Linked DNA regions of Homo sapiens: regions 2 and 3 are each linked to region 1. The links are chromatin loops, found by intact Hi-C in ENCODE. Cell type or tissue: mammary epithelial cell. All regions are shown on one strand. Each heading gives the region's core, and the rest is flanking DNA. Links, peaks and the distances in the headings are about the cores only. Region 1 overlaps KIF6 (kinesin family member 6). Region 2 overlaps DAAM2 (dishevelled associated activator of morphogenesis 2). Region 3 has its middle 27 kb from the start of LINC00951.

Region 1 (10,954 bases), core at 1,081-9,080:
AGCAAACTTCAAACAGAAAGCACTTTGGCTGGAAGTCTAATTAAGAGCATTTGAAATACCTATTTATTTTAAAAGCATACTATCCCAATTAGAGAAGAAGTGTCAACATCTCCCAGCTGCCATTCTGAGATTAAATGCCATGTTGCCGTCCAAGCTCCTTAGGAGGTTGTCTGATGGAGATTTGGAACTGCCAGAGCTTGTGTGTCCCAGGTGGCCGCATTTCAGATGGGAATTCTCCTCATTGAGAGAAACCTCTCAAGACAGATTGCTTATAGAACCTTAACTCTCGCCCTTCAGCCCAGCAGTTGGGCTGAAGGCTAGGACAGAGGGCTCCGGTAAGAGTAAAGGCAGCCTACTCGGTGTATTTGGATTCCCTGATGTTTTGTAATTCAGGCTTCAGATCTAAGAGTAAAGAAGTGACTCAGTGGTACGCCCCCTTTCATTTCTGTCTTTTTTGTGTATCTTCTACTACCATCACCCTTTTCATTCTGTTCCCTTTGTCTGCTTCTTTTCACTTTCTCTCACTCTCCATTCTCAGTATTTCCTCTGTTATTGTTTCTTTCTTTTGCCTACATGTTCCTATGGTTTCATGAAAGTGTGGGTGTGATCGGTTTGGGTTTGTCGTGGGGAAGGGTGATGAGCAAGTTGGATCAGGAGAGTTTTTCTTATATGTTTTGCATAAGAATATGTCTCTGGATGTGTAAGTAGATGTGTGCCCAGGGAAATTTCTATAAAGGCAATCCCATATCCCAAAGGAACAAAGATTTAGTGGTAATGTGAGAGGCACCATTTGGAAGAAATCATTCATGGATGATGATAAGCCATTCCCAGTGGTGTGCTGAGCTGGCTCAGTCCATAAAAGCATAAACTGTTAGTACTCCAGGAATGTGGGGAGCCGTTTTTAAACAAAGATGTTATTAAAATTAAATTAGATAAGTTTACAATTAAATGTTATATTAAGAAACAAAGGTAACAAATACTCAAAATTCACCACTTCCTAGTTAATTTACTACATTGTGTTATTATCTGTGCTTTTGAAGTGATCTGTATCCACTGTATCTGTGTGGTGGGAACACTGTGTGACGAGGTGCTGCGGTGCCTCTCTTCCCAAATCCACATTTAGCGAGATCATACTGGTGGCTTCAAATCAGCCATGCTGGAAATATTTACACCAAGGAAATTGGCAAGTATTATAAATGTGGCTTTTTTTTTTTTCCAAAGAGTGGCTGTTAAACATTTGCCACCACACCAATGGCATATGGATGGCCCTTTCATGGCCGGGTGTGTGCGTGTGTGTGTGTGCGCGTGCATGTGCACACACGCGTGACTGTGCATGTGCTTTTATAAGGATTCCTACTCTCTTTCCTGGCTGAAAGTCAAGACTATGGTTCTTTCTTCATTTACAACTCACCCAAGATACATCAGGAAACATAAACATCTACCGAACCCTGGTCCTTTTAAAACTTAGTGGACAGGAGAACTAATGAAGACAAAAAGGAGGCTGAAGAAGCATTGTACCTTGTGAGCTCCCTAGATGTGACAGTCAGAGCTGGGGGTGTCTTTTAAGACAAACATCAATAACCATCTCTAAGAACATCATCAGGGCTTATAGGAGGGCTGACTCCCACACACTATTTCAGGAAACAATAGAACAATGTTATTTTTAAATTAGGCGTCAGTTGGAAATGATACTAACTTAACTAGATTCAGCTAGCTGAGCTGAGAGTGCTTTGCTGAATTCAGTTGTGTGTGTTTTTACCACTTTACTGTACTATCGACCCCAAATGATTTAGTATTGTTGATAATGCAGATGAGACTAATCAGCAAATGTTTCTTGAGTACTTTACCATGTGCCAGGCATGTTACTAAGTTCTCTACATGTGTTTCTTTCTTTAATGCTCACAACCCAATGACGTAGATGTTACTATTATCCTCACTTTACATTTAAGGCCCAAAGGGGTTAAGGAAACCTGCCTAACTTTGCTCCGCTGTGGATGCAAGGCCAGTAGCCTGGGTCCACAGCAGTGTTCCAGCCATCACGCTGCACTGCCCTTAGCACTTTGCCAGGCATCATGGAATCCACAGAGGGCTGTATCCAGTGCCTGCCCTCAAAGAGTTTCCAATCTAACCAGGATGAGTTGACATGTGCATAAAAAGACAACTCCTTTTTTTAAGTATCAGATTCAGCTACCTACATTCTTCCATTCACTGTCCTCTTCCCACTGTAGCCACAAAACCAATTCAACATTGACCTCCTCTGTGAAGCCTTCCCTGACCCCTTCTCCCAAAATCTGCTTTTGCCTCCGCCTCATGGGTCTCTGTTAAAGCACCAACCCTATTTTGTAATTATTTATTTCCATATATATTCTCCATGCTAAAATGTAAGCTCCAGGAAAGGTGGGTGCAGTCAAATTCATCTTCGAATCCCTAGCAGCCAGCACAAGCAATAAATAGGCCAAGTCAATGGCCAGATGAATGCTTCCCCAGGTGACTTCCAGACTCACACATTTTGCAAAAGCACAATGAGACATTTGAGCATAAAATAAAATAAGCCCATTTAAAAGAAGTAGAAGGCATAAGTGCTTTTGGACTCCACAGCTGAGCAAATTACAACACACAGGCAATAAATTTGGCTCTCTCTTGTCTAGCTGCTAAGCAAAAAAGAGGCACCCAGAGTTACATAGTTTTCATTTTCTGACAGCAGGAAGCATACTAACTAATTTATCTGCAGAAAATAGAATTTCTTCCTGGAACTAAATACAAGCCAGAATTTATCGTGCGGATCCTTGTATAAAGGACACTGAGTGACACAGTGAACGATGTCTTCAACTGCAGTTTTACAAAAGATACCGAAATGTTATTCAACCAGATGATTCTTGTATCGACCCTCTATAAAAGCTAGAGGCCTGACATTAAAGCATAGCTCACTGAAAGCGTTTATGTGAGCGGCCAAGATAATAGGATCCGGGTACTCAGCTTTCTGATGGCCACACAGAGCAGGACTAAAACTGGAAGAATCCAGCCCCAGGAACGTGGGCTGTGGCCTCTCTCTCAAATATCTCTTCTAAGCAATATTTGATCAGGGCTGGATCTTGTTCAGTTCACAATCAAAACCCTTAACAGGTGCCTGTGGTTAAAATTTAAAAGATACATCACACTACCAAGCAGCATGTGAAATGTGTCAGGTGAGAGGGACAGGCCATGAGAACTTCCCGTTCTTACCAGAAGGAGTGGCCCTGGGGGGTTGTCACCAAGACCACAGGCCTGGGCTGAGTCTTGAGGAATGGGCAGGATTCTGAACCACAGAGAAGAGTGGGAAATAGTTTGGGTTAGTTGGGGTGTGTGTATGCGTGTGTCTGTTGTGTATGTACGTGTGTGCTGTGTATATGCGGCATGTGGTGTGTGTGTATGTGGTATGGATATATGTTGTATGCATGTGTATATGTGGTATGTGTGCAGTGTGGGTATGTTGTATGTATTGTATGTATATGTGGCACGTGGTATGTGTGTATGTGGTATGTTGGATATGTTGTATGTGTTGTATGTGTGTTTTGTGCTTGTGTGTGTGGTGTGTATGTGTGTGTGGTTTGTGGGTTTGTGTGTGTGTGTGGTGTGTTGGTGGTATGGATATGTTGTACATGTTATATGTGTGTGTGGTTTGTGTGTTTGTGTGCGGGATGGGGGTTTCTCTGCATTTACGCTTCTCTGCGTTTACCCCTTGACCCAACTTCTGTGAAAACAGAGCTTACTGGAACATCCCATTTCCTCGACAGCGAGCATGTTTCATATACTGTTATAGAAGATAGTTATACTGATAGTATTAATTAAAAAAAGAAAATATCTTAAACTTAAGATCAACAAGTTCCAAAGGATGGCTGAGATTCCCCCACGAATACTACCTCTTGGGCACTACCCCTCTTTCCACCTCCCTCCTCCCTCTTCTCACTGCCCCAGGAACAAAGATCTCCTTGAACAAAAGCAGCCCCCAAGAACAAGCCATTCGACTGTGATGCCACGTGGAGCCCTGGGATTGCCACTGGCTGGTGTTTCACTACCTGACCCGGGAAATCAGGCAGAGGCAGCTCTGAGTCCCCTGCAAGGGCCTTACGGGTTGGAGAGAGGCTCTGAAGCTGCTGGCTCCCTGTTTCACTGCGTTGTTCTAGTTTAGTCCTCTGAGAGGGCTCTTTTCCCCCAACCAGCATTCCTGCAGTGACCTCTTGTGGCATCCCTGTTGTTCTTCAAAGACAGGCCTCGGCTGTTGATGCCACTTTCTCCCATTTGATGTAAAATTGGTAAAGACTGAGTTTTGAAATGCTTTTTGCAGTTCTGCACCTAGGGACAACAAATTTAAGAGAAAGCAAAAGGCCAGACTGTCAACCATTTATTCCCCAGATTTCACTGAGCACCTAGCATGATCCAGTGTGTGAAACTGGGAATCCAAGGATATGGAGAGGAGCCACTGATTGAGACTGAACTGAAACCGGGGTTGGGGGGGGATGGGGGACGGCAGGGCAGGCACAGTGGCTCATACCTGTAATCTCAGCACTTTGGGAGGCCAAGGTAGGAGAATCGCTTGAGGCCAGCAGTTGGAGACCAGCCTGGGCAGCATAGCGAGACCTCATTTCTAGAAAAGATTAAAAAATTAGCCAGGTACAGCAGCACATACCTGTAGTCCTAGCTACTTGGGAGGCTAAGGCGGGAAGATTCCTTGAAGTCAAGACTGCTGTGAGCCACTGCACTACAGCCTGGGAGACAGCAAATTTAAAAAAATAAAAAAGAAAAAGAGAAAACAACGGAAGGGGATCTTCCAGCATCCTCTAGCCCAGTGGTCTGCAAAATGTGCTCTGTGCAGCCTAGATGGTCTCCACAGCCCCTTCAGGACCACGAGGCAAGGGTGAGGACAGCCACTGTGCAAACAGCGCAGCTTTGGGATTCTCGCCCACTCAAATTCAACCAAAACAACTTCAGATCTTTTTTTTTCTTTCCATTAAGCTTGTATTTGAAGAAAGAGTTCTGCAGCTTTTAATATATCTTCTTTCTTCCAATATCATGGCTCTGTTTAAAACATTTCCAAAGTCAGATAGTCCAAACTTCCCCTCCCCAGAGCTATCTCAGCTCCCTCTGGGCTCACACAGAACTCTGCATATCCCTCTGTGATGCAGCTAGTCACACTAGACAGTGATGATTAGTCTGTGTCTCCCACACTGGACAGATTGTCTTTCTTTCCCCAACACCAAGCACAGTGACTGTCACGCAGTAGGTCCTCCATAAGTGTTTATTGAATGAATGAGTGAAACTTAGGCATCACATTTTTGCCTTAAAGATGTGCCAGCAGCTGAGGGGCTCTGCGCTCAGGTTTCTACATCTGTAAAATGACGTGGTTGGACCAGATGATAGCCCAGTGCCGGGCACAGTTCCTGAGGCTTAGCTGGCCTTCACTGACTGCTTGTTGAATGAACAGATGAATCTCTAGCACTCCACAGCCCTCAAGTGTCACAGTATTACCTCTGTGAAGGCAGGCTTCCTTCAGACATGCAGAAAACACTCGCAACCTTGGTGCGGAGACATGGGAGAGCTTGGATGGATTACAGATGTTTTCACCCTCTCAGAAATAAAATTGTTGACTCCTTGAAATAAGGCAGGATATAAAGGATGCAGCTGCCCTCTAAGGCTGAGATAACATCTCAGTTGGTTCCAAAAGAATTCAGGTAACTCTGTAAAACCATCAACAGTGTGTCTCACCACTTAATTCTAATCCACAGTTGCTTGTGAATATAGGGCCATCCTCAGTGACATGAGGTCCTTAGCCGAATTTCCATGCTCAAGGGAGAGGCTGGGAGTGAGGAGGAGCCTGCACACCATTTCCCTGCCAGTTCCCAACTGCCAAGGGTTCAGACCCATTGAGTGGTTTAAGGCTCCTGCACCAACCATTCTGGAGGGCAGAGGAAGACTCTATGTCAGCCCTGGTGCCAGCCTGCAATAGCAACTGTGGTTTAGCAAAAAGAGCATTCACCCTGTGTATTGGTCAGGGTTGTCCAGATAAGCAGAACCAATAGGAAATATATTGATATATGGAGAGAGATTTTTTGGAAGGAATTGGCTCACTCAGTGTGGAGGCTGAGAAATCCTATGATCTGCCATCTGCAAGCTGCGGGCCCAGGAAAGTCTAGCTGTAGTTCTAGTCCAATCCTGCAGGCCTGGGAACCAGGGCAGCCAAAAAAGTAAGTCCCAGTCTGAGTCCAAAGGCCTGAGTGCCAGAGTGCCAACGTCCAAGGGCAGGAGATCGATGTCCCAGCTCAAGCAGAGAGAGGAAATTTGCCATTCATTACTCAACCATTTTTGGTATTTTTGTTTGCTTCTCTTAATATTATTTCTAATTGAAAAGCCATAATTGTATATATTTTGGGGGTACATTGTGATGTTGTGATATGTGTATACAATGTAGAATGTTTAAATCAAGCTAATTAACATATTCATTGCCTCACCCATGATTTTTTTTGTGGTGAGACATTTGAAATTTACTCCCAGCAATTTTGAAATGTCCATTATTACTCCTTGTGTTCACACTGCTGTGCAATAGATCTCAAAAACATTCCTCCTATCTAATTGAAACTTTGTACCCTTTGACCAACATCTCCCTCTCCTGACCTCCCACCCCTGGTAACCACCATTCTAGCCTCTATTTCTATGAGTTCAACTATTTCAGATTCTCACATAAGTGAGATCATGCACTATTTGTCTTTCTGTGCCTGGCTTATTTAACTTAGCATAATGTCCTCCAGTTTCATTCATGTTATTGGAAATGACAGAATTTCCTTCTCGTTTAAGGGTTAATAGTATTCCATTGTGTATATATACCACATTTTATTTATCCATTCATCTGTTGATGGGTTGATTCAATGTCGTGGCTATTGTGAACAATGCTACAATGAACATGGAAATGCAGATATCTCTTCAACATACTGATTTCAGTTCCTTCAGATGTATACCCAGAAGCAAGGTTGCTGGATCACATGGTGGTTCTATTTTAGTATTTTGAACAACCTCCATACTGCTTTCTATGACAACTGTACCAATTTACATTTCCACCAACAGTGTACAAGGGTTCTCTTTTCTCCACATCCTCACCAACACTTATCTTTCATCTTTCTTATAGCCATTTTAACAGGTGTGAGGTGCTATCTTATTGTGATTTTAATTTGCATTTCCCTAATGATTAGGGATGTTGAGCATTTTCTTATGAACCTGTTGGCCATTTGTTTGTCTTCATTAGAGAAATCTCCGTTCAGGTCCTTTGCCCATTTTTTTAATAGGGTTATGTGTTTTCTTGCTGTTGAGTTGCTTGAGTCCATTATATATTTTGAATATAAACCCTTTATCAGATGTATGGTTTGCCAATATTTTTTTCCACTCTGGGTTATCTCTTTAGTCTGTTGATTGTTTCCTTTGCTGTGCAAAAGCGTTTTAGTCTGATATAATCCAATTTGTGCAAGTTTGTTTTGTTGTCTGTGCTTTCAGGGTCACAGCCAGAAAATCATTGCCTAGATTAATGTTGTTGAACTATTCCCCTTATGTTTTTTTCTGGTAGTTTTACAGTTTCAGATCTTATATTTAAGTCTTTCATCTATTTTGAGGTAATTTTTCTTTATGGTTTGAGATAGGGATCCAATTTTATTCTTGAGCATGTGGATATCCAGTTTTCCCAACACCTTTTATTGAAGAAACTGTTGTTTCCCCATGTATGATCTTGGCACCTTGGTCAAAAATCAACTGGCCATAAATATGTAGGTTTATTTCTGGGCTTTCTCTCCTGTTGCATTGGTCAATGTGTCTGTTTATCACAGTGCCCTGCTGTTTTGATTACTATAGCTTTGTAGTAAATTTTAAAAACAGAGAGTGTAATGCCTCCAGCTCTGTTCCTTTTGCTCAAGATTACTTTGACTATTGAAGGTCTTTTGTGGTTCCAGATGAACGTTAGGATTTTTTTTCTATTTCTGTAAAAAAATAACATTGGAGTTTTCATAAGGATTGCATTGAATCTATATATTGCTTTGGGTAGTATGAATATTTTAACAATATTAATTCTTCAAATCCATGAATACAATATATCTTTCCATTTATCTGTGGTTTTTTTCCATTTCTTTCATCAGTGTTTTATAGTTTTCAATTATACCTCCTTAGTTAAATTTACACCCAATTTTTGTTTGTTTGTTCTTTGGGTTTTTTGTTGTTGTTACTATCATTAATGGAATTTTTTTTTAATTTCTCTTTCGGATAGTTTGTTGTTAGTATATAGAAATGCTACTGGCTTTTATATGCTGATTTGGTATCCTGTAACTTTACTGAACTCACTTATCAACCAAAAGTTTTTTGGTTGAGTCTTTAGGGTTTTCTATATATAAACTCAAGTCATCAGCAAACAGAGACAATTTCAGACTCCTTGCCACAGAGCTGACCATGGCTCTGGGCCACCAGCAGCATTGAAGGCCTCCACAAGACACAGTCACTACACTGCTCTAGCCATATTTACTCACAGACACCATTGATTACTCTTTCTTGCAAAAAAACGCAATCACATCCAAGAAGGGGCTGTCTATTCCTTTAAGCGCTGAACCCAGATGATCTTGTTACCAGTTGCCAGAGCCATTTTTTTCATCATGCAACTGTGCAGAAATCATGGCTGCTGCTTTGAGCAAATTAGGCATTTGACCAAACATATAGAAGACAAAATTCTAGCCTCTGCATCTCATCTGCTAGACTAGAATGTATTATGGCTGGCCCCTCTATCTGTCCTCTTTTTCCTTTACACATGATGAAAATCGCCATCTGTGCTCGGCAAATCTCGGACCAAGAAAGGCCTCGGTGTTTCCTAGGAACAGTTCTGTTGCATGTGTAATGGAGTTGGGTAAGACTTTCCCATCTCCCCAGAGAAGGTGATGATTAGTTTGGGAAAGAACAACCAACAGGAAACCAAGGTTGGCTGTGCTGAAATACAAATGATGGGTGCAAATAACCAACAGAAAGCTTTAAGTGGTATTTTGAAAATCCTGATATCTATTTGAGAAATAATTAGGGAGCTGTTGTAAAGAGCCAGGAGCCTGCCCAGGAGAAAGGGTAGAGTGAATTGTGAAGGATGCTTCTACCAATTCCGTAATATTCTATTTAAAATTAAAAAATGAAACTGCAGCAAACTATTTAGATATTTCAAAATATAGTCAGTACATGGGTGTTATTTATCTCATTCTCTGAACTTTTTGTGTTTGCAATGGTTTATAATAATTCCCAGAACTCTATGAAGGATTAGATTCCAAGGCTTCATAGATCAAATAAAAATTACTGTTTTAGTGGAATCATTGTGATAGAAGTGGTAGTAAAAAGTGAATCCCAATTCAATTCTGATTAATCTTAATTCTCCTTACTACCATTTATGTCAGGATCATTTTACTTAAAGGTGAAAACAGAAAATTTACCACTTATTTTCTTCTCCAGGCGCATTGTAATTTTTGGTAGGGACTTAATAGCTGTTGGTGGTGTGCCTGACATGAGTGATACAGGGAAGTGCCCTGAAGGTTACTTTTTTGTTGTTCTCCCACCGTCTCTTCCCATCTTCATAGGAGGGAAAGTTCTTCCTCTGCCCCTGGATGGAAATTGATCAACCCCATAACTGAATTGGTCATTCATTGTTAATTACAAACCAAAAAGAGTGGTCATTTTATATAGTAATTGCAATCTTAATAATTCCAATTTCATCAAGAGATAAGACTTCTCTCCCTTACCCCAACTCAGGCCAACTGTGAGGAGGAGAGGGAAATAGTCATCTCTCTTTCTAACTCCCTCCCTTCCTTAGCCTGCTAAGGCTCGATTTCCTCAAGAAGGGATTAGAGGAAAGAAGGAAGGGAGGAAGGGCCATTGGTAAAATCTCACTTGAATGGTTCTGCTGTAATGTGGCCTTGGACTCTCTGGGCCTGGTAGATATTCAAAGCAGACTCTTCCTAATTTGGGGTGGTTTCATGGGTCTCTGGAGATCCCTCACCAGCAGGTCCCTTAACTTGAGGGAATGTGCCTTATTGGGCGGTTCCTTACCCAATTTGAATCTATATGGGTCAGGGTCCTAACAAGAAGCAGATGTCAGCACTCAGATGAGACGTTGTGAAGAGAATTGGATAAAGACCTATCTACAGAGGCATAAGCAGAGTGTAGGGAAACTGCAAGGGAGAGCACCCCAGAGATAGTCACTGCAGCAAGGCAGGAAGCATTGCTGTCCCTAGGCCTGGACAAGACAGGGAAAAGTTACTAGAATTTAAAGACTGTCAGGGCTGTGCAGAAAGGCCCTGGCCATCTGATACGAGCTGTGACCTTCAGTCAAGCCATGTGTCCAGCTTGTGACCCCCGCAGAGAAGTCTCCCATGAAGAAACAGCTTGGCCTCTCTCTCCTCCTACCCTCCAGTTACTTGCTGCTGTTCCCCACTGGAGGAGCCCAGACAGAAGGCAGAGGGTGTAAGGAAGGTAAAAGAGGGTGGAGAAGTCAATGAGCTAGGAATAGGCCCAGCATACCACCCCCAGGTTGCCCGCCTCCAGGTTTCCTTCTCCTGCATTCCCATTGCCCCTCTAGGTGGCCCCGTGAGAAAGAATGTAAGTGTCAAGTGTTGTGGTAGAGGAGCTCAGAGGCGTGCTGGAGCCAGCTCCCACTGGCTCACAAGGGCTGATCGTGTACATTTTTTCCCAACTCCAAATTCAGGAACATCATGTTGGTAGACTGAACAGGAATATTTGTACCCCAAAAATTGGCAAACACTGAAAATCAGGGCTTTTTTCTTCCAGAGAGCTGGTTGTTAAACACTTACCAGCACACCACTGATCCAAAATGCCCCTAACCTCCCTCTCTTCTGTGCTTATAGCCCATGTTGGGTCAACAGAAACACAGTAGTAACCCTGCTCTTGCCACTAGCAGATC
Region 2 (10,954 bases), core at 1,083-9,082, 490 kb before region 1:
GTTCACCTGTCTATAACATCAGAGATGAGACAAGCAGGTCAGCAAAGAGGACAGGCAAGGGCACCCCTTCCCCCCACAGAGCTGATTCTGAATCTGCGCTGGGAATGGCAGCTGGTCTCCAGAGGGAAGGGCAGCCTTCACAAAGGTCCCAACTATCCCCATCTGAGGCACTGTCCCCACAGGTTTGCAATGGAGACGGGTGCTTGGAACTTACTTGTCCAGGATGGCATTTTCATGTTGCCGGAGCTTGTCAATCACAGGCTGTATACCCAGCATCAGGAATTCATACCGTAGATGTAGGCGGAACTCCAGATTATCCTGGGGGTCACCAAGGGAGGGCCAGACTCATTGGCAGATCTCAGTTTCCACAACATCCCCAGTGGAGCCCTCATCACCACCCTAGCCACAGACCCAACACATCTCCCACAGCTAACTCACCTGGAGCTGCTTCCAATCCCAGAGTTCCAAGAAAGAATGGAGACCTTATTTCTTAGTTTAAAGCAAACCCACTGCCCAGCTTCTTTTAGGTCTCCTGCCCCACTTCCTTCAAGCCCCTTGCCAGTTCTAGCCTTCAGCACCAAAGAGCAGTGTTGTAGAGTGACATGGAGCACAAGCTTTGGAATCAGACAGATCTTGGATCTGGTTTTGTGACCTTGGGAAAACTTTTAGTTTCCCCATTTGTGAAATGATCATAGCATAACTAATCTACAGGGATGACACTTGTTATAATTACCTGATGAGGTGTGGTTACCAGCTAATCAGAGCACATGCCAGCCATGAAAAGGTGGTACCAACAAAGGTGATGTTAGCATCTTAGGGGCAGATTATTCCCCCAACCGGCCTTCCCTAACCCAGGGCATAAAGATAAATTGTTTTTAAAAAAAAAAAAAAAAAAAAAAAAAAAGTATGCTGGCGGAAAAGAGGGGAAAGTAAAGATCATTAAATTGCTCCCTTTGCCCCCTCTGTCCTTCAAGTTAACCTTGACCAGGGCATCTGATTGCCTTAGAATTTGGAACGTTCACCTGCTCTTCAAGTTCTTCTATTGTTGCTTTTTTTGTTGTTTCTTTGAGATGGAGTTTTGCTCTTGTCCCCTAGGCTAGAGTGCAATGATGGTGCAATCTTGGCTCACTGCAACCTCCGCCTCCCAGGTTCAAGTGATTCTCCTGCCTCAGCCTCCCAAGTAGCTGGGATTACAGGTGCCCACCACCACACTTGGCTAATTTTTATATTTTTTTAGTGGAGACGGGGCTTCACCCTGTTGACCAGACTGGTCTCAAACTCCTGACCTCAGGTAATCCACCCACCTAGGCCTCTCAAAGTGCTGGGATTACAGGCATGAGCCACCACGCCCAGCCTGTTGCTATTTTTATACTTCAAGAATCCCATTCTGACCCCAAAGGAAGGGAAACCAGAAGGCACACCTAACAGAAGGCACTAGAAGAACATGACCAGCCAACGAGAAAACAGTCCAGAAACAGCTCTCCATAAACAAGGGCCCAAACTCGCCCTCCTCCCACCAATGATTCTCTGCCACCCTGAGCCATCATCAGCCAGCTCAGCTCTGGGTCTGTCCACCGTGCATGATGCTACCTATGTAGGCAACTCCCCAGGAGCCCTCCCAGGTTTAATAGCAAAAACAATTATTGGGGAAGCAACACACTCACACACTCTACCCCAGGTCCAGAAAGTCAGGGAACAGCAAGGGCAAGGAGAAGGCACCCCACCTCTCCAGCTCCAGCATTGAGGACAGCATTGATGAAGGACATGATGGCTGTTTTCAGATTCACTTCATCCCGGTACCGGCCCAGACTTCGGTCTAGCTCGTTCAGCAGGGTCTAGGTGGAAATGCAGGACAGAGCAGGAGGAGAGGGCTGAGTTCCCAACAGGTGTGGCCTTTGCATCTTTACTCCTGTCGCCTCCACTACCTAGAATGCCCCATCTGCTCTCTCCACCCAATCAGGTCTGTCCAATTTACTCTGGGCTGCCCCAAACCTCACCTCTGCCTGGAAAATTCCCTTGCCTCTCACCTCAGTGGCAGTGCTGCCTCACTTCCTCTCCACTCAGCCTTTGGGGCTTGGTCTACATGGTTGAGCAGTGCTTCAGTGCTGCTTTATCATCGTGCTCCAGCTGTTTACAGCTCATATGTATTCCCTGCCTAGCTCATTTATGGTATGGACACTGCTTTTATCCCTTTTCCGTCTTCTGCAGAGTCAGGACCCAGTTTTTGGCAATAAACCATGGGGTTTGTAACATCAGTTCATGTCTCTATGGACTTACTCTGTGCCAGGCACTGTGCTAAGACACTTCATATTTACTGTTCATCTCACTGATACTTCTCTGGGCAGGTCAGGGAAAGAAAAGAGAATAGCATGGCTGAAGCTCCCAGGGATGGTCCCAGTGTCCCACATTAGGTACTGGCCCAAGTATAGCACCTAAAATCTCAATCTCAGCAATTGCACTCAATTCAGTAATTCTTGACTGAGCCCCTATCATGAGCCAGGTGTTGAGGTTGGAGATGCAGAGCCACAAAAATAATGCAGGCCAATATTCCGGCTTCCAGGAACCCACTGACTAATAAGGAAGACAAGTCCATTTCCCAGCCAAACTCATAACTCTTAAGGCCCTGCATGTGTTTTTATGCAAGCCTTCCAGGTCCCAGTACTCTTCACCTGTTACCTTCCAGGAGCAGGCATGCAGACCACATTACTTTCCTTTTCCCCCAGTTTCTGCTGCAAAGAATCTTCAGGCTCTCACTCACATGTGACATCCTCTGCCCCACCCAGCTGGCATCCCACCTCCAGCCTGGCCCCTCACCTGGAAGCGGGTTCGCTCTGCTGCATACACCTGGTAGTGCAGCATGGCCTGCAGCACCTTCTTGTGGCCACCAGGCACGAGGCACACAGCACCCAGGATCTCCAGCACAGCCACCTTGGTCTTGCTGTTCTCTGTGCGTAGGCTCTGGGCTATGGTACTAATGGCCTCAGGCTGTGCCAGCACATGTGCCCGCCCCTGGGAGTTGTTCATCAATGCTTTGATGCAGCCAATGAGTGAGGTGTGGATGCGGCTCTCACAGGTGGCGTGGTCCATGCTCCGGAGGAAATTTAGCAGACAGGTCAAGCCCTCCAGCTCAATGAAGCGGGTCACAAACCTACAAATCAGAGCCATTAACAAACATATATTTGCATATGATTCTGTGTACACTTTGCAAATAGTTACCCCCTTACCTGTGTACCACCATGCACCTTGTCCCACCTACAGTAGCCACTTGGTTTATTCGTAGTTTATCTAAAGCAGTGAAATCCTATCATCTTCACAAAAGACTTGTGTCTTATTTGCATTTTAAATACTCTGTATTTGCATATCATTGTCAGTTGCATAGCTAAAATGGTATGAATGTGAAGTCCTCTTCACATGATCATGATAATTATCAGAGCTGTTAAACCTGAACACTCCTCTCCAGTGAGGATGGAGATTAAGAGAATTACAGTCGGATAACAAAGAGGGCTTCCAGATAGGAAAGCCATCAGAATCATCAAGTCATGGCGTTAAGCCTAGGGAAGCTACATTTCAAGGGATCCTAAAGAAAATAGCAGAGTTATCTATCTTGAATGTTAGCAAAAAAACATTAAAACCCATTTAGTTCAGGGGTTCTTAATTTGGAGTCTGTGTTCTGCTGAAGAATCTATGGATAGCATTCACAGATCCAAGGACTTGGGTGGGAAAAGAAAATTACATTTTTATTTTTGGTAACTTCTAATTAAAATTTAGTATTTTCCTCAATGATGAATGTCAGCAATAAATGACAGTAGTATTAGCATAATCTGTGACTTTGTCACCCCAAGAAATCACAGCTATTTTCATACCAAATTACAGTTGTACCAGGTATCTCAAAATACCATTTACACTCCTCAGTACTTCAAAATTATGATGGTTATCAAGACTCGCAGCTAGCTCTTGCTATTTAAGGTGTAAAGAAGCAGAATTCATTGCTATCTCATTTTTATTATTTGTAGCTGTATTTTCATTGATTTGTTATGCCTATCTTTTTATCTATTATTTAAAACATCATTTCTGCGAAGCAGTCCATAAGTTTCACCTAGGCGCCGGATGTCCATGGCATGCCCACACACACAGGTACCCTTGATTTAGTAAAATAATTAATGATCTAAGAAAATTATTATAAATAACATTACTTATCCCAAGCGTATTTGTGTTTATGTTATTGTACAAATACGCCTAGAAAATAAAAGAATGTGCTCTCAAACTAAGTTGTTAACAATAGCTATTTTTTTACTTTTTTCTATTTTATGCTTGTCTGCATTCCATAAAATTTCCACAATGACAATATGTAACTTTTGTTAGCAGAATATTATTAAGGGAAATTACAATAAATTGGGGTAGGAGACAAACCTGGCAACTTCCTCTCAACCCCTTTATTTCCTGACTACCTCATCCTTTCCTCTATCCCCTTCCCATTCCAGAGCCCCACCACTACCAGAATGACAAGAGACAATTGGGATGCTCCCATTCTTCTTGAGGCTGTTTCTAGTCTCCTGGGGAGAGAGCTCAGCTCAGACAACATACACATCCCCATGCAATGGATGGCTAGCTTTTCGCCAGGGGAAGGGTGAAGGGTGGCTCCTGATTGTTTGCTCATTTCCATGGTGTAAATGCTCCCAGCATAGCCAATTTCAAGCTACAGATATGATGTCATTGAATGCAGAGTTGGGAAGAGATGCATATTTCATAGTGTTTCCATGCACATACAATGCATGTAAACTCAAAAGTATACCTTATAGTAAAATGTAGAAAAATAATTAGGTAATTTGGGAATGAAGAGTTTCAAGTATTTATTACCTTTGTTTTGATATAACTTACTGAATCTTAAATTTATACAATTGAAATTTTAATCATAGCTACGTTTAACAACCAGCTTACAAAATTGCTGAAAATTTGACACTCAGCATTCGCCAGCTGTTACTAGCCAGTTCCAGCACACCACGGGGCAGACCCAGACACAAGGAGCCCCACTTTGGGCCCCACACGTTGTGGCCTGGGAAGGGAAAGGTGTCCTCCTATGGCTCCAGGACTTCTACCCCATTTTCCATGCCTGCGTTGCTCCCATTCTAGATGGCAAATCCCATCCAGAGACACCACACCGCCCCCTAGTGGTTGGAGTACTTCTCTACCCGTGCGTCCCTCTTTTCCTGGATGGGGCACTCACCCTGCCCCCTCATCCTCACAAGGCTCTTTCTTTTGTACCTTGTCCATTTGGTCACGCTCCTATTCTATCCCCTTACCAAAAATAAATCAATAAATTTTTAAAAAGCACTTGCCCTCGATTCCTCTTTAGAGAGCTCCTCAGGACCTGAGGTTTATCCCACTTTCCCAGGTTTCTCTCCCCTCCTCCCAAGCCCTGGCAGCCTCCCAGGAGAGGAGTAGGGGCTGGGAAGTGAAGTCAGGTGAGGCAGAGTTGGCCAGGAGGACCGGCATGGGAGCAGAGCACTGCACAGGGCTTCGGGAAGGCAAGGAGACCAACTGTGAAGGGACTCAGCAGGAAGCAAGAGGGGGAAACTGAATTACCTCATAGGCTGTGTCCGGAGGGCTGTCTTCAGGTCTTCCACGACTTGGTTCCTCATCTCCGTCTCCTCCTCATCAAACGCGTACAGACTCTGCATCTGAGGGCCAGCAGGTAGAAAGGGGCTGCCTGTCTCCCAACCCTCTGCACTACAGCTCAGGTGTGACCCAGGGGCCATGCTTGCCTCAGAAAGGGTGAGGCCTCAGGGAATGGTTTACTGAGACCGAGTGTCGGCCCCTGGGAAGACCTAGGTTCTGGGCTGGGACTTCACTTTCCTCATCTGTGAAATGGAGAGAAGTACTGGCCCGGTTTATTTCCCAAGTTTGTGTGATGCCCAAATGGATTTTAAAATGTTTAAATGGTTGGGGGACTCTGAGATTGCCCAGAGGAGGGGTGGATTACCTTAAAATTTCATGAATAACTGGAAAGCTGCTGAACTCCAGTGAGTGGGCAGTGGGGCGCTGAGGAGCAGTAAAAGGCAGTTTGGTGTGTGGGGGGTGGGGGCTGGGGGAATCACTCCCTGCCGTAGCCTTTCCAGGTGGGGGCAGGGCAGGAGAGGGGCAGCCACTCACCGCAGCCATGGAATTGATGCGGTCGATGTAATAGTCAGGCCAGCTGGTTGCCAGCTTGTTGGGGTCCTCCTGCTCCTGAAACAAGAAAAAGGACAGCATGGACCAACAGGCAAGACAGGCCCGTGGCCTGAGATCCTGAGCTTCATTCCGTGTCAGCAGAGGGATTCATTTCTCAGCTCTGCCCATGTCGGGTGGGTTGGAGGAAATTACACTCTCCCCCAGGCTTCCATTTCTCCCTTGGTGAAATACAGATGATGAACATTGACTCTCATGGCCAGACAACGACGCGGGCAGAAACTATGCAGGTGTGTGTACTTTCAGTGAGCAACGTGCACCATTTTTTAAAAATTCTTTTCTCTTGTTCTGTTTGCTCAGCTTGTATTTAATGAAATATAATTTCCTGGCTGTTGAATCTAATTCAGATTCCTGTTTATTTTTATACATCTTTTTACTTTTTCTGATAATCTCATTCTCATATTTTACAAAAGTATTGGTCTGTGACAGTTTGGAAATTTAAAAACTTAAGTCTTTCAGGTATTTCTAGAACACTAATAGAAAACACTTGGCACATAGTAGGCACTCACTAAATAGTAACTTTAGAAAAATAGAGAAATTTCCAAGGCTTTGGGCTTTGAAAAGACTCAGGAGACCCCCTTAGGCCTGTGATTTAATTCCTGGCAAACTCCTGAATGAGGGGGATGTGCAGCGGGGAGGCAGAGCCCAGATCCGAGGACCTCTGGCCCAGTGCTCAGCCCTCAAGAGACAGGCTCGACTCTTCCCCAAGTATGGGCAAGAATGATGGGAGTTAAAGAAATATTAATGTTGACTGAAAATCCAGCCTTCTCCAGCCAAATGGATCTGCTTCTGGGCCTCACACCCATCCTGCTCATTCCTGTTCCTGTGCCCCAGGTCACTTTGGAGGCTCCTCCCCATCTGCTTTCTCCACTCTCCTGCTTCCAAATCGGCATGAAAACTTAACTTCCTCCAGACCCTCCCTGACAAAACACCTCTCTGCCAGCTGCCAGCGGGCCCTGCAGCTCTCAGCTCCATCCACTCAATGTTTTCTATTTTGTTTCACAAAATACAAATCTTAGACCAGTAGAAAAGCTGCTTTGTTTGGGTCTTTATGACTTCACATGGTTAAATGTTAAATTTAATCATGGTTATACATGTTAAATTCTCCATGACTGAAGGCCAAACATTCTGCCTTCTGCCTTGGGGAGGGGAATCAGCACCAAAAACAATTGTGTCGGCAAACACATCCTTTCCTAAACTTGCTGGCTCGTCATTTACCCATGCCATATGCACTGAATGGGGACCTACTAGATGCCAATCACTGTGCTGAGCTCTGAAAGTACGGAGTAAAGAGTCATGGTCTCTGCCTTCCATGTAACAGTCCAGTGCCAGAGAAAGGGTGGTAAATGTTCTATGGTAGAGCCACCCATAGCAGACCTTGGGGGGTGATCCATCCAACACAGAAGGCTTGTAGGGGGTTGGCGTGAGTGGTCTAAGAACACTGGGCTATTAAAGAGCATTACAGCTAAGACAGGTGGGGAGGGTGTTATAGACAGAGGAAGTGCCATGTGGGAAGGTGGAAGGTTGTGAAAGTGTGTGGGGAAATTACAATTTGGTTTGGAAGGCAGTGAGAGATGCCTTCTATTTTAATAAATCTTTTTTTTTTTTTTTTTTTTTTTTTTTTTTTGAGATGGAGTTTCGCTCTTGTTGCCCAGGCTGGAGTGCAATGGCATGATCTCGGCTAACCACAATCTCCACCTCCCAGGTTCAAGTGATTTTCCTGCCTCAGCCTCCCGAGTAGCTGGGATTACAGGCATGTGCCACCACACCTGGCTAGTTTTGTATTTTTTTAGTAGAGATGGGGTTTCTCCATGTTGGTCAGGCTGGTCTCGAACTCCCAACCTCAGATGATCTGCCCACCTCGGCCTCCCAAAGTGCTGGGATTACAGGCATGAGCCACCATGCCTGGCCATTTTTTTGTTTGTTTGTTTGTTTGTTTTAGCAGCTGTAGAAGAGACCAACTTAAGGGAACTCCATAGTAAATCAATTTGGAAAATGGAGAATCATGAGATATGATTAATTACGCCTGAAATTTCTTTCCTTCCTTCCTTCTTTCCATGATTTGAGCTTTTTAAAGACCTGCTTTTCTCACAATGAGATGCATAAACACAGAGTGTTATATTCTGCAGGTGCTTAATAAGCATGCATTGAGTATACTAGACAATGGCTCATAGCGTGTGCAGCCCATGCCTCTTGTCACAGGTCCTCAGCCTCTAGCACTATTTTCCCCAGCAGTCTCAGGTTCTAGCAATGGGCAGCCAGTTGCCATAACGGACTGGGTGGGCTGTGGGTGAGTTTTGCCTCTCTAGGCCTTCTTGGCCTCATTTGTAGAATAAAGAATGAGACTGCATCGACACTGTGTGGTTTTCCAGGTTCCTGCAACTCTGAAATGGTGTATATTTGAATCCTCCAATGTTACAAGGTCAGTCTGGCTCAGTGTGGAGACCTCGGAATGGGATAAAGTCTTCAGCAGGAAGAGTAAGAGAAGAGCTATGAGGGGGCACAGGAGCACAAAGGATACATGGCTCAGACTCCGCCCAGACCTTCCTGTCTCCTCCCAGGAGGGAGGGAGCCTAAGCCTCAGGCGTGGGAATAGCCAGGCTCTGGTCCCCAAACACCAAAGCAATGTAGGAGGGCAGAATAACAAGTTTTAGACTTGGGACTCAAGTCTGAAAACTGGGAGGGTGGAGGGGAGAGGAGGAAAGTAGGCCATGAAAAGAAAATTCAGGAGCAAAAGAAACAGACTAAAATAGAAAGGGGGCAAGAGAGAGACGTAGAGACAGAGGCAAGCTGAAGAAACACGGAGATGGAGACAGCAGAGAGAAGAATGCACAGCCGCTGGGAAAGCAGAAGGGAGGAGATCAAGTCCAATTAAGCCCCACTGGAGCTCAGCATACCCCTTTCTAGGGAGGGCCATAGCAGGAGGCTAACAGCATCTTTTAATGAGCAAGAAGAGAGGGAGGATATGCTGAGGAGAACATGGACAGATGTGTGAGCCCTAGCCTGGGACAGAGTGGAGACTAAAGATCCAAAAGAGGACATCCCTGCCCCCCAAACTGATTTCTTATAGCAAAGCTGCTCCAGGTATGGTCCATGATGCCCACCCTCCATGCCTGGGAGCAGGCACGAGAGAGTCCAGACTCTGCTTCTTTGTCTGTCTCCCAGCAAGCCCCAGTCCTGGGATGCAGCAGGTCCTGCTTTAAGCGTTTTTGAAAAAGAGAATCCTATTTCTTTGAGTGTAAGCTCCAGGACAGCAGAATTTCCTTTTTCTATTTTATTCACTGTTGTTCCTCCAACACCTAGAACAGGGCTGGCATGTAATAAACATCAGGTGAATGCATGAGCATGCCAAGGCAGCAAGAGCCACCCCATGCCATGAACCCTGAGATGTGGCCAGAGGGGTCAGAGAGGGCACCTTCTTCTTGCTGCAGTAGATCTGCCATTTCTTCTCAGGGGGCAGTGCAAACATAGCCTCTCGGTTTTTGTCAGTGAGATCCAATTCATCCTGCAAAGACAATAAGAAAAAATACGTCTGACACTAGGGATGGTTGAGATTAGAATAGTCAGCCCTGCAGGAAATTACAATTCCCCCAAATCAGTTCCTCAGGCTACTACTATCTTCCTCCCGAAGAGCATCAAAGATATGATAGGGCATTTCTTTTTCTATCAGAGATACAGCCCCATCCCCTTGCCTCAACCAACCCTATGTGACTTCTATTGCACTCCCTTTACTTCCTGTCCACCCCCAGCCTTGTCTCTGCAAATCCACCCTCCTGCTTCAGGTCACCCTGTTCCCTGCCCATCGCCTGCATTGCTTTGCTAGCTCCTGATCCTCTCGCCCTGGGGTCTCTTGTCTTCCATCCCTTGTCATTCTTAAGCTTGTGGACACCATAATACAAAGCCTAACAAAGAAGGGAATTGTCTGCAGATCTCGTTCTGCCTCTCTCAGATTCTTGCCCCATCCTTCACATCTACCTGCCCTTCGAATCTCTGCCCTAGACATTCTCTGGCTCCCCCACACTCAGCATAGGCCCTAGCACAGGCTGGAGAGAGCTGGTGAGGACAAGGGGCTGCTCAGAGTAGGATGGGCGAGCCATGCCCCGGGAGGCATTGATCTGCTTCCGAGGGAGGTAGTGCCTGCTGGAGGCAGCCCCTCCCACTGCAGGACCAGCAAGAGAAGGCACGGGGCTCCATCAGGCTAGTCCAAACTTTCCAAGGAGCTAACTGGAACTTTATGAGGTCATATTTGGGGTAACTCCATAGGTATTTTAGGGTGAATTTGAAGGTTTTGCTGTGCTAGACGGCCCCTGAAAAGCTCTATTTTTGAAGCTGCCTCTCCTGTCATTCATGAGCAATGCCAGGGCTAATCAAAGGACTAGTTAATGGGCCATGGAGACCATAGTGTGCTTTTTTTAAAATCAAAAGCAAAACTTGCATTAAGCATAAATTAAGCATAACAAAGCATAATATTATGACTCTTTATATTTTCAAATACAATAAACAGTGAAAACAATATCTAAGGAAGTATAATAGTCTTAAATTTTGATATCTGTAATCTTTTCCCTATACTTTTATTCAAGGGAGAATATTAAGACTTTATTCTCTCACCTAGATCAGAACTGCCTAATAGAAAGATAACATGGGCGACATATATTTTCAATTTTTTCTAGTCACATTAAAAAATTTAAAAGAAATAGGTGAAGTCAATTTTCATAGTATATTTTAAACC
Region 3 (10,954 bases), core at 1,513-9,512, 950 kb before region 1:
GTGTCCTCAAAGCTGAGCCATGGGAGGCCTCCCAGGAGGACTGAGCCTGGAGGCAAATTTGGAGCAGAATAGGAGCGTGCTCTGGAGATGGGGCAGCCAGGGAAAGGGGCGCACATGTCAGTGTGAAGCCCCGAAGAGAGTGGGGAAAATGGTTGAAAGAAAGAGTAAGAGGGAGTATAATAATTAGAGAGAGAGGTGGTGGAGGGAAAGACAGACAGAGAGAGTGTCAGACAAAGAGAGGGAAGAAGGGAGAGAGGGAGATGGGAGAGAGAATGGAAGATGCTCCTCAGAAGAGGAAAGAATTCAGCTCTGTCTGGCTCTATTCAGCACGTTCTTATTGGGTATCTACTATGTGCTAGGTACCAGTCTTAAGTATTGAGGAACAAAGACTAATATGCTCCCTGCTATCAAGGAACTTATGACCATATTATAACATGAAAAACAAGCAAAACTTTAAAATGTCAACCATCTACTGCAAGGGGATCTCGATCTAGAAGATAGTAATTCTGGAAAATAGTAATAGCTAACACCCCATGCCCTTATTATTTCAATCTTCGCAGCAACCCTATAAGGTGGGTATAATTATCACCTCTTTTATCGGTGAGGAAACTGAGGCATGGGGGGGCAAGGCCACAGAGTCCATCAGTGATGGGGTTAGGATTCAATCCGGAGCAGCCTGGTTTCAAAGCCTGAGCTTAACCATTGCTCTCTCCCTACAGGGTGGGAAGCAGGGTATGGAAAAATGGAAGCCACCCTCCTGCAGCCTGAGATGGGGTAGAGGAAGCTCACCTCTTACTAGGTAGCTTTGCCCCACAAAGAGCTGATTCCTTCCCTTGCATCTGCTTTGTATGATAATAAGAAGTCTGTTGCTTTATAAATACATGCACCTCACAAGAGAAGGAGAAAGGAACAGAGCTCTGTGGGGACAAGCTCCAATTCTCACAGAGAGCGCCAGACCATGGCAAGATTGGAAGATGTGGCACGTCTTCCCTCATGTTGTCCCAAGCTCTCTCTAAGTGGTAATGGAGTGGTGGTTGGAGTAAAAAAATTCTGGTATCGAATCCTGAATTTGCCACTTATTAGCTCTGGGGCTATGGGCTAATGACTAATTATTTCCAAAACGCAGTCTTCCCATCTGTACTGCAAGCAGGTTGAATTAAGTCCACTCATTCTTCACTCTGTGTCCTAGACTGCACTTCCCTCCTCTGCAGCTCTTCTGTCCTTCATTTCTATTAGGTGCTACATTCTTAAATCTTGTATCAGAAACTGGTTCAGGCAGTGAGCTTGGCAAACAAGCAGCTTCCATCATGGAGATCAAGAAAGCAGTAAATGGCTGTGTCTTCATCAGTTAGGAACTAATTTGGCTACCTATATCTGAAAGACACACAACAAAAGTAGCTAAAACAAGATAGAAGCTTATTTCTATTGTAAAAGAAATTCAGAGATGAGCCAACCACTCAGAAAGATGAATCCTTGGTGTCAGGGACCTGGCTTCTTCTGTCTTGTGCCTCTCCTAGACCCAGTATGTGGCTTCCACCTCATGGTTCAAAATGGCTGCTAGAGTTCCAGTCTTTAAATCTACATTTCAGCTAATAAGTAACAGAAAATAAATTAAGAAAGTTGTGCCTTCTCTTGTTTAGGAAGGCTTCACAGAAGTCTCACACAACACTTCCACTTAGCTGTCAGTGGCTAGAACCTAGTCATATGAACACACCTAGCTACAAGAGAGGCTGGGTAATGTAGTTTTATATGTAAACTGGGTTTCAAGCCTGGTGCTCAGTTGAGGGTTTTGTTGATACAAAATAGAGGAGGAATGGGTATTTTGTAGACACTTAGCAGTCTGAGATCCAGGACAATGGAAATGATCACCCAGGAGGTTTATCGTCAGGAGGTGGTGCAGCATTCAGGGATTGGAGTCCAAGGTTCTAGACTTATCTAGACTGCAAGAAGTTGAAGATGTGGTCAATGCCACAAGGCAGGAGCTCCAAGAAGGAAGTACGACAGCTGTGCTACCCCCACCCCACTCCAGGCCCTTCCAACTTCTTGTGTCCTGGGCAGTAGCAGCCCTATCTAGGAGCCAGGCAGCTCATCACACCAGGCACGTGGCTGGGAGAAAGGCAGGTGGTGAGCAAATTGAAATTGTCAGGTGCTTAGACCAAGGACAGAAAAGCCTGGACTCCTCCTTCTCAGGAGGTGAAGCTCACTCTCAGCCCGGGGGTGGGTCCACATAGATGGCAGGGCTGGGCCACTCTTGGGGAGCAGGAGGGGGAGGGTCTCTGAACTGGCTAATAGGAAGCCCCCTCTGCAATAGCAATGGTATTCTAAACAGGAGAATAAAGCTTTGGAAGCAAAACAAAGCTATTCCACTGAATAAATGTTCTCTGCATTAAAGCAGCCAGAATAGCGATGAATTAAACATCAGGTCTGAATGAAAGGAAAATGCCGTGATTTATAATTGCTTCAGGCAGGAGGCAGCCTGGGAGAGAGGCTGAAGCTTCATCAGGGACCCAGTTTCCCCTGCAGAGCTGCAGAAGCACTGAGAGGAGATGCTGGCTGCCTTCAGGGTGGAGAGGACTGCTATAGAGTCTTCCAGAAAAGAGGGCATCCTAGAGAGATGAAAGGAACATGCTCCAGAAGTCAGGAGGCCTGGCTACTAGCCTCCATTCTGCATGACCTTGATTAAGTCACCGGGTGTCTCTAGGCTCCTTTCCTGTTCTTCCGGTGGGGATAGTAACACCTGCCTCATCTCACTTGGTTCTTGGAGAATAAAGAGACATAATAGATGATAAAGGGTTTTGCAGATATAATAAGCTGCTATTACTTCTTGGCCTTGGCATCACCACAAAAGCAGTGGCGAGGTTCCTGTTGAGCTCTGGCAGCTTCTCCAAGGTGACCAGTCTTTAGGAAGGGGGAAGACGGTGGGGGAGAAAAGCAAGATGTGTTGGCAAGCTCTACTTAGAAATGCCACCTTGGAGATACCTGTCAAAACTGCTCCATGCCAGATGGGTGCATCTACTTGCAGGGCAGTGTGCTGTGGTGGTTAAGATCCTGGAGGACCTGAGTTTAAGCCCCAGATCACCCTCTGGTTAGCATGTGACCTCAGGCAAATTAAGCAAATTTTCTGCACCTCAGTTTCTTCATCTGTAAAAGCAGGATAATCATAATACCTCAACTCATAGCATCCTTGTAAGGATTAAATGAGTTCATATAAGTAAGACACTTGCAATGTTGCTTGGCACATAGAAACTTACATGTAACTGCTAGCTCTTATTAAGTTTCTAATACCAAATTCATCAACTAAACTTCTGGAAAGAAGCCATGGGCTGGCTTTATAGGAACCAGAATACTGCCTAACCCCAGCTACTCATACTTTACTATGCATAGGACTCCCCCAGGGATCTTGTTAAAATGCTGATTCTGATTCAGTGGGTCTGGCCTGTGGGCTGAGATTTTGCATTTCTAACCAGCTCCCCAGGGATGCCAGGGCTGCTACTCCTGAGACCACACATTGAGGATCAAGAGGTGAAGGGATGCTACTGGCTGAATTTCGTGGCACTTGCCTTCACCAGCCCGGATATTTGGCTATTTCAGGAGGCTGGTGGGTCAGCGGCCCTGTGCTGCTTCATTCCGCCCCCACCTCCCACCCCCAGGGAGCTGCTACCCAGAGCTTCCTTCCTGGGGAAAAGGAATGATCTGCATACAAGAGGGATGAGCCTGGATTTACCACCCAACAGGCTCTGACAATCTGTCTTGCTAGGATATTCCTGATCTATTAGAAATGACACAGAAATCCATTCCTAAAAATTCCTAGCAGCTGAGGACAGTGAGAAGGCTGCTGGGAGAAAAAGCAGTGAGTGGGTGGGTGTAGCTCCCCACTGGCTGCCCCAGATCTTGACAGGCTGGGCTGGTAAGTCTGTCCCTCCTGAGCTGTGTGGTTGGGGAAGCTTACCTTCCCTGAGGAAGCCTGGCTTCCTCAGCAATAAGTGGGAATCACAAGAAGCCCCACTTTATAGATCAGTATGCATGCATGTGAACAGTTCAAGACTGACTGTTAAGTTGAAGAAAGCAAATTGCAGCAAAGCATAATTTCATTTTTTAAAAATGTACAATCATATTTGCAAACCCATGGGAAAGTCTAGAAAAATACATATCAAACTGTTAAGAGTAGTTACCTTGGGGAGAGAGAGGTGGGATTATAAGATACTTTTACTTTCAATATTGTGAATATTGTGAATTTCTATATTGTTTGATTTTTAAAATAATGAGTATTTATTACTTTTGTAATTGGAAAGCCTCCATTAAAAAAAAATCTGCTTCAAATGGCTAGTGTCAGCCTTCTGGACCACATGGGGAGAGAGGGATTTCCATACGGTCCCTTCTAAGCAGCACAGGCCACAGGGGCTGGGGGCAGAAGCCCTGGCTGAGGGGCTTAGCTCTGCCACGCAGTCCTGCGCAGGTTCCTCCATCTTCCTGAGCCCCTGGTTTCTCATCAGCAAAATGGGAATAATAACAACCTGAATCAGGAGGTCACCATCCAGGGAACACCATGAGGACTGAGTGATAGCACCTTCGCCCAAGCCCGGACACTCCGCTCCTCCCCAGAGAAAAGGAGGAGGGCAGGGCTGCAGGAGGGCCTGGGAACTCTGCTAGGCTTCTTAGGGTAGCACTGAAAGCTCCCACAGTTGGGCATTCCTCAGACCAGGAAAGGAGAGGAACAGAACCTGGTGCCTGGAATATGACAAAGTCAACTTACCCTATGTTCCACTCTAAATCTTTCATGCCTCCCAACCTCTGCTCATGCTGATCCCACTCCCGGGCTTGCTGTTCCTGCCTCCTGATTTGCCCTTGTCTCCCTCACCTGCTGCTTCCTACTCACCTTTCAGGAATCCTCTAGGAATCTTCCCTGAGCCCCTGGTGAAGTTGGGGGCAGGGAGCCCCTCTTGGCTGTTACATCAGCAGGCTGCATTTCTCTACCCTCCTGGGCTCACCTACTGCACAGTAATTACCTGTCTCCTCTTTGAGACTAAGAAGTGGGCAGGTAGGGGTCTTATTCACCTTTGAATCCCCAGCAGCTGGCAGAGTGCCAGGCACTTATTTTTACCTACCTTTTCCCTTGTAAACCTTTTGACATAAACCTCTTAGATTATCCTGGGATTTCCTAGTTGGCTCCTTTCTGCCAAGTGCGATCTGGCAGGACTATAAGGAAGGCAGAGGTAGGAGTGGGCTGGAGAGCTGGGGTGGCAGTGAGGGCATGGTGCCCTCTTGCGGCCAGGTGCAGGGGTGGCTGCAGCATCCTTACGGAAGAAAGGGAGGAGAGGACAGGTGGGCCGGTGAGCTAGATAAGATAGAGGAGGGTCTCTAGGAACAAGTAGAGGAGTGGGGAGATCACTGCATTGGCAGTTTCCCCAGCACAGCTAGGAGTGGTCCTTCTTCCATAGATCCCAGTGAGGGGCTGTGGCTTAGCTTAAAAGCATGAGAAAAGTTGGAGGAAGCCCAGAGACTGCTCCCTTGTGGAGAGGAGGACGCCACTTGGAGGTGCGTCAGGGAAATGCTTAGGCAGGAGGATGGACGCAGAGGTCCTAGAGGTGTGTGACCTGGGAGAGGGACATTGGTGCAAGGCTCCTGCTCACACATTGATGGAAGCCTGAGAATCGAGAGGCCCTCCAGCGAGGGAAACCAGACCGGCTTTCTCCGGCAGGGAACGCATACTTGGAAGCCTCTTGATCCTCCTCTCTGCTCCAGCCCTTACCGTGAGTAGGTCTTCAGCACACTGGATACCATTTTGTGCTTTGAGATGTTGGTGAGGGACCTGGAGGGGGCTCAGGCATCCTCTGGGGTATACACATCTGTTTCCAGGTGACATCTCTAGGACATCACACCCCGTTCACAGTACCTCCTCTATCTGCCCCCAGAACCCCACTCTTCCTGTGGTTTCAGAGATTAACTGGCGGAAGGGGCAGGTGAGAATGTAGGAAGTGGGGAAATCTAGGGAAGGTGGGTGGATGAAGCCAGCCAGCTAGGAAAGTGCTGACCCCAAAGGAGCCCCCCATGAGAGGCCCCCCTCAGCAGCCCTGCCTCCCACACCAGCCCTCTACCCTTAGCTCTCTCTAAAACAACAGAAAATCTTGCCTGGCTCCTCTCACCACCCAGCCCAAGAGAGGGAAAGCTTTCTTTTCTCTTTTCCTTCCTGCCCCTTCCCCATTTCTGGCCCCATCACCCCTTTCCAGGCCTCTATCCTTCTGTGTTCATCCTGACCTCTTCCCTGGCCTCGTGGCTCTCACTTTGAGAGTCAAACATGAGCTGGTTGGAGGAACACTGGGTCAGACATCCAGGGACCTGGGTATGCTGCTGATTTCACCACTGATGTTCTAATTTCTGAAAGCTCCCCAGAGCTCAGTGTCTTCACTTGCAAAGGGTTGGGAGGTTGGATTGGATAATCTGCCACAATCCTTTTAGTTCTGACATCCTGGGATGCATTAGGCTCCGTCAATCCTTGGCGACCCCTTTCCTAAAGCTGATCCCAGGGTCATAGTTAGAATGCATCAACTGCCTTAACTGATGTGAGACATTTCCTAGGGATATAGCCATATGGGAGATAACCTAGAGGAAATGTGAAAAGTATCCAATTCCTGAAACATCACTGTTTCCTCATGCCATGTGAGGAATCCCCACCCACAGAAGTCATCTGCTCCAGCCCCTGCATCAGGCCCAGAAACCAGAGCAGACAGACCCTGCTCACACTCTTTCCTTGCTTGTCATATGACCCAGGGACAGTATCAGATAGTTCCTGCCTTTACAGCCCTCTAGGACTTCACATTTCCAGTCATCCTCATGCCTGGCCCCTTGTGGGACAAGGGAGGGGTCTACCAGGGCCTCCTGAGCAGGGGGGCAGCCAAGGGAAGTACTTAGTTCACCAGAAGCCTTCATCAAGTTTCACTTCCTGGAGTCTAACTTAAACCTTTCTTGCTGCTGTATAAATCAATGTCCCCCAGTTCTGGCTTCCCCACCCTCCTCAAACTAAAGAGCTGCTCATTTGCATACAGCTGCCTCTCCCAGACCCATTTAACTCCCACCTCTCCTGGACTTTTCCTACAGGTTCTATTTTTTTCAACCTTTCATCATTTCTCCTATTGGCTCTGGCTGTGCTCCAGAGCTTCCAAATCCTTCTTAAATGTGACAGCTAAAATTAGATGCCGGGAGAAGGCCAAGTGCAGTGGGATGATCACACCCTGCCTGGCATGTGCCGATTCCTCCTTCCTGGGTCCTGTCCCAGCATGGAAGAGGCTGGTCCTTCCCTAAGGATGTTATTAGACTCCCAGTCCCCTATGATCCTGGGTCCCGTTGGGTTTCTCCTCACCTCCCCCTGGATTGATGAGGCTTGTGTTGAATTTCTACAAGCCTTGCCTTGTATTTCACCCATCCTGAATGGATCATTTTTCTAATCTGTCAAGGTTTCCCTGAATTCTATTTCCGCCCTCTTGGACTGGGTGTTTTCCTTCTGGTGCTCCAGGATAAACCATGATCTCATTCTAAGATGTTCTTAGCTGGTCCTGGGTTATTCATTAGTTCACTCACTTGTTCATTTAGTCAACAACTATTTACTCAGTTTTTCTTTTGTGCCAGCTACTGTGCCAGGCTTGGGGATGCCTCCATGGAGATTGCAGCCTTAAACTGGACAAGGGCCACTCAGGGGCCTGTGGAAGAATATAAGAGGGGTCTCACTCTGTTTCTGGGAGAAATCATTATAGCATATAGCAACTGTGTTTTGGTAATACCAGGCTATGATGTGTTTTTATTGTTGTTGTTGTTGTTTGTGTGTTTTTAAAATTAACCTCTGAATCTTGGTATCTTAATACAATAAAAATTTACTTTTTGCACATGTAAAGTCCAGTGTAGGATGTCTGATTCTCCAAGGCAGCTGTCCTCTCCTTGAGGATCCCTTCTGTCCACTGATGTCATGTCAACATGAGTGGGCTTCAGCTTACTGTAGCAGGAAAAGGAGAACTTGGAGAACTCACACCTGGTTTTAAGTGCCTTGGACCAGAGGGGATCCACTGCCCACAGCCCATTGGCCAGAACGGGTCACATGGATGGGTTAACTTCACCTCAAGGGAGGCTGGGAGATATAACCTTGCCACGTGCTCAGACAGAGGAAATGGGGAGGTGAACACAGAGCATTGTCTCTGCCATAGCAACTCAAGTGGCTGGATCCCAGAGAGAAAAGGTCGGGAGTGGCCATTACCTCCAAGATATAGGTTTAAGAACATGGTAGGAGGGGTTCCCAGAAGGTGAAGAAGATGAAAAGAAATGTGGGAACAGGGTGAAAGAGGTGGAGAGGAAGCAGAGGCGCTGTTACCCACAACCCCTCCCTCGCTTCACACTGACTGATTCCAGCAGCCAGGGACCACACCTTTTTCCTCAGCCACCTGTCTGCAAAGCAGCTCTTGGTCCTACAGAGGAGGGCTGGGACAGAAAGCCAGAGAGATCCTACCCAGGATGGGCAGTCAGGGTAAAATCCTTGGCTGCATCCCTAGCCAGGTCCCAAACCAGGTCCCCAACCAGGTCCCTAACCAGGCTGCGGGATCCTGAAGAAGTTGCTTCACAATCTCAGTACACAGTGGTCTGGAAATTCCCTGGTATTGGTCTCCTGCCTGTTTGTCCTCAAGGCCCTTCCTCGAAACATACAACCACCCACCCTCCTCTGCAACTCCAGACTCTATGCCTGTTGGGTTCTGTTTCCCTTGGGGGAGTTTAGGGTTTGGGGGAGAAGCTGCAGGTGTCTTTCCTGCTCTCCTTTCTGGGGAGGCTCCTCTGGCAGTGGCCTCAGCTCCTGACCTGTAGGCTGGCATGGTTCCAGCTCTCATGGGTGGCCCTGGCTCCCAGGCACTGTCAACACCACTCCCCTGCCACCAGCCCTCGAGCTGGCAGGAGCTTCTTGAGGTTGCTGATTTTGAAGTTTCTTCACTGTCCCACTTGGCTCTTGGCCCCTCCAACACCTATAACCAGGTCACTGCATTACCTTCCTTCTGTCATGTCCTGCCATTAACTTGATTTCTGTTTTCCTGTTTAGACCCTGACTGCTGTACCATCTACATGGCAAGACCCTGGTGGGGGAGAGGGAAGGAACAAGAGGAGAGAGAGTGGATGCTAACTGAGGCAGAGAATATGAAAAACAGAAATCAGATACCATCGGTGGTCTCCTTCCTACCCAGCCTTTGTGATCTCCACCACCTGCACTCACCTTCCAAAGGGCTGTGTCCTCCACATCGGCCCTTGGCCATGGAGGGCAATAAACATGCATCAGGGCAAGATCTAGCTGCTGCCCTCCTGGGTGGGTCCCAAGGCAAATGGTAAGATAGGCAGAGTTGAGCCCTCCAAGTGAGAACAGAATTTTTCTAGAACTTCCCGCAGGCAAGGCCTGTGTTGCCTCATCCATTCATAACCCCTGTGCTGGGGAAGCTTTGGGGGAGATGTTTTGGAACAGGTAGGGCTTCGCTGCATCACAAAAATCACCCCCAGGAAGGCGACCAGCTTCTCAGCCAACTCGGTGGACTAAAGCTGCACATCCATCCAAGCCCAGCTTATGGCGGCCCCAGCAGCACAGGCAGCAGACAGCCTGAGTTCTCTGTATGCAGAAGAGCAGCTCTGAGGTGGGGCAATAAATAAAATCAGAAACCGTAAATAAACCTGCTGGCCTCACACAGGGTGAACAAGCAGCCCCCTGGGGAGCTGGGCTCTGCTTCCAAGGAGGTGATTAAATTCCAAACCACCCCAGCAACTTCCATTGGAAAGTCAGGGCCGGGACTCTGGGCTGGGGGAGAGGGATACAATCATAAAATATTAGAAAACTGAGATCTTAGAGTGAGGATCAAAACTTTAAAATTGTAAGGGATCTTCTCAGTGGCTCTCAACCCTGACTGTGCATTACAATCACCAGAGGTGATTTGTTTAAACATAGCAATGCCAGACACCACCCCTCCCAGTCCCTGCAGAAATTCACTCCTTAGGCTGGATGGGGGCTGAGCACCTCAGATGATTACAAAATATTCCCCAGGCCAGACGCTCTAAGCTCTGCCGCTAGGGAACTCAGGGGTTCCCAGAGCAAGGTCAAGGGTTTCCTCCACTAAAATTGAATCATGCAGCTCTTTTTTTCAGTGCACAAAAGAAATCAAGTTAATGAATAGAATGTTCTGTATTTAAAGTCCTCCCCCTATAAATTTTTCTCTCCTTTTGGCACCTGCTGCTGCATGCTTGCCAGTATATTGGTGAAAAAACAATAGGAACAGAAAATCTCAGAGGCCACTGATCATGTCTGCTTTGATGGCTTTTTTTTAATTAAAGGTAACATTTCTAGGCAATATAAGCTTTGGATAACTAAATCAGATAGCAGTCCCCTCGAATCCTCTTTAGAGCAAAGTGGGTTAGGTGTAAATAAATAGGATTCCATCTTTTGCTGAACCTCAACTTCTAGGTGGTACAGCTCCACCAGGGGTCAAGATCACAACTCCCAGAACTAGCCTGTTGAGGGGTGAATGTCAACTCTACTGCAAATGAGACACCTGGCCTTGGGTAAGCTAACTAGCGTCTCTGGGCCTCAGCTTCCTCATATAAGGAACAGGGATAAGACATAGTCCTCACCTCATGTGGCTGTTGTAAGTACTAAATAAGTCTGTATATTTAAAGCTCTTTCAGCAGCACCTGGCAGTAATGCTATTTAGCTGAACACATTTGAGACTCCGTGGGAGTGTGGGACAGCAGAGTTAGTACCTTCAGAGAGGATGCTTTAGTCAATAAATTCGGTTTTCTTCCATTACTTTTTAATCACCCATTAACACATGGATCATTCTCATTTTTAAAATCCAAACGATATAGCAGATTAGAGTATTAAAAAGTAACAATTCTTCAGTAGTGACATCCCACCCTGATCCTGCTTCTTCCTGGGGGTGGGTAACCA

What was found. Hi-C counts contacts between places; a loop is a spot of excess contacts. Peaks named below come from ENCODE experiments on the same cell type or tissue, not always from the same donor. Only the 100,000 strongest peaks of a DNase experiment are listed, where the experiment ranks them.
Region 2: a loop joins it to region 1, with 7 times the contacts of the local background. A loop is called at or near these places in 4 of 110 quality-filtered maps.
Region 3: it touches region 1 in a loop (13-fold over the local background); 10 of 110 quality-filtered maps call a loop at or near these places.

Annotation. Positions count from the first base shown.
Region 1 is chr6:39,370,904-39,381,857 of GRCh38, reverse strand. All of the region lies in intron 16 of KIF6 (kinesin family member 6), which reads left to right. All of the region lies in intron 3 of LOC107986594 (a long non-coding RNA gene), which reads right to left. Among named protein-coding and RNA genes, the nearest start is that of KCNK16, 54 kb to the right of the region's middle. In mammary epithelial cell, for the core only: a CTCF peak has its summit at 4,210 (motif pointing left); no DNase peak of the experiment used is centred there.
Region 2 is chr6:39,859,704-39,870,657 of GRCh38, reverse strand. It overlaps DAAM2 (dishevelled associated activator of morphogenesis 2), which reads right to left. Exons shown (of 25, transcript NM_001201427.2): 3 at 9,641-9,730; 4 at 6,151-6,225; 5 at 5,584-5,678; 6 at 2,815-3,148; 7 at 1,725-1,835; 8 at 215-318. Among named protein-coding and RNA genes, the nearest start is that of DAAM2-AS1, 32 kb to the left of the region's middle. RefSeq lists an enhancer at 5,662-6,161. In mammary epithelial cell, for the core only: CTCF peaks have their summits at 2,875 (motif pointing left) and 5,161 (motif pointing left); no DNase peak of the experiment used is centred there.
Region 3 is chr6:40,323,154-40,334,107 of GRCh38, reverse strand. No RefSeq gene overlaps it. Among named protein-coding and RNA genes, the nearest start is that of LINC00951, 27 kb to the left of the region's middle. RefSeq lists enhancers at 3,144-3,782, 3,783-4,421. In mammary epithelial cell, for the core only: a CTCF peak has its summit at 5,261 (motif pointing left); a DNase peak (open chromatin) is centred at 5,267; H3K27me3 peaks cover 244 bases.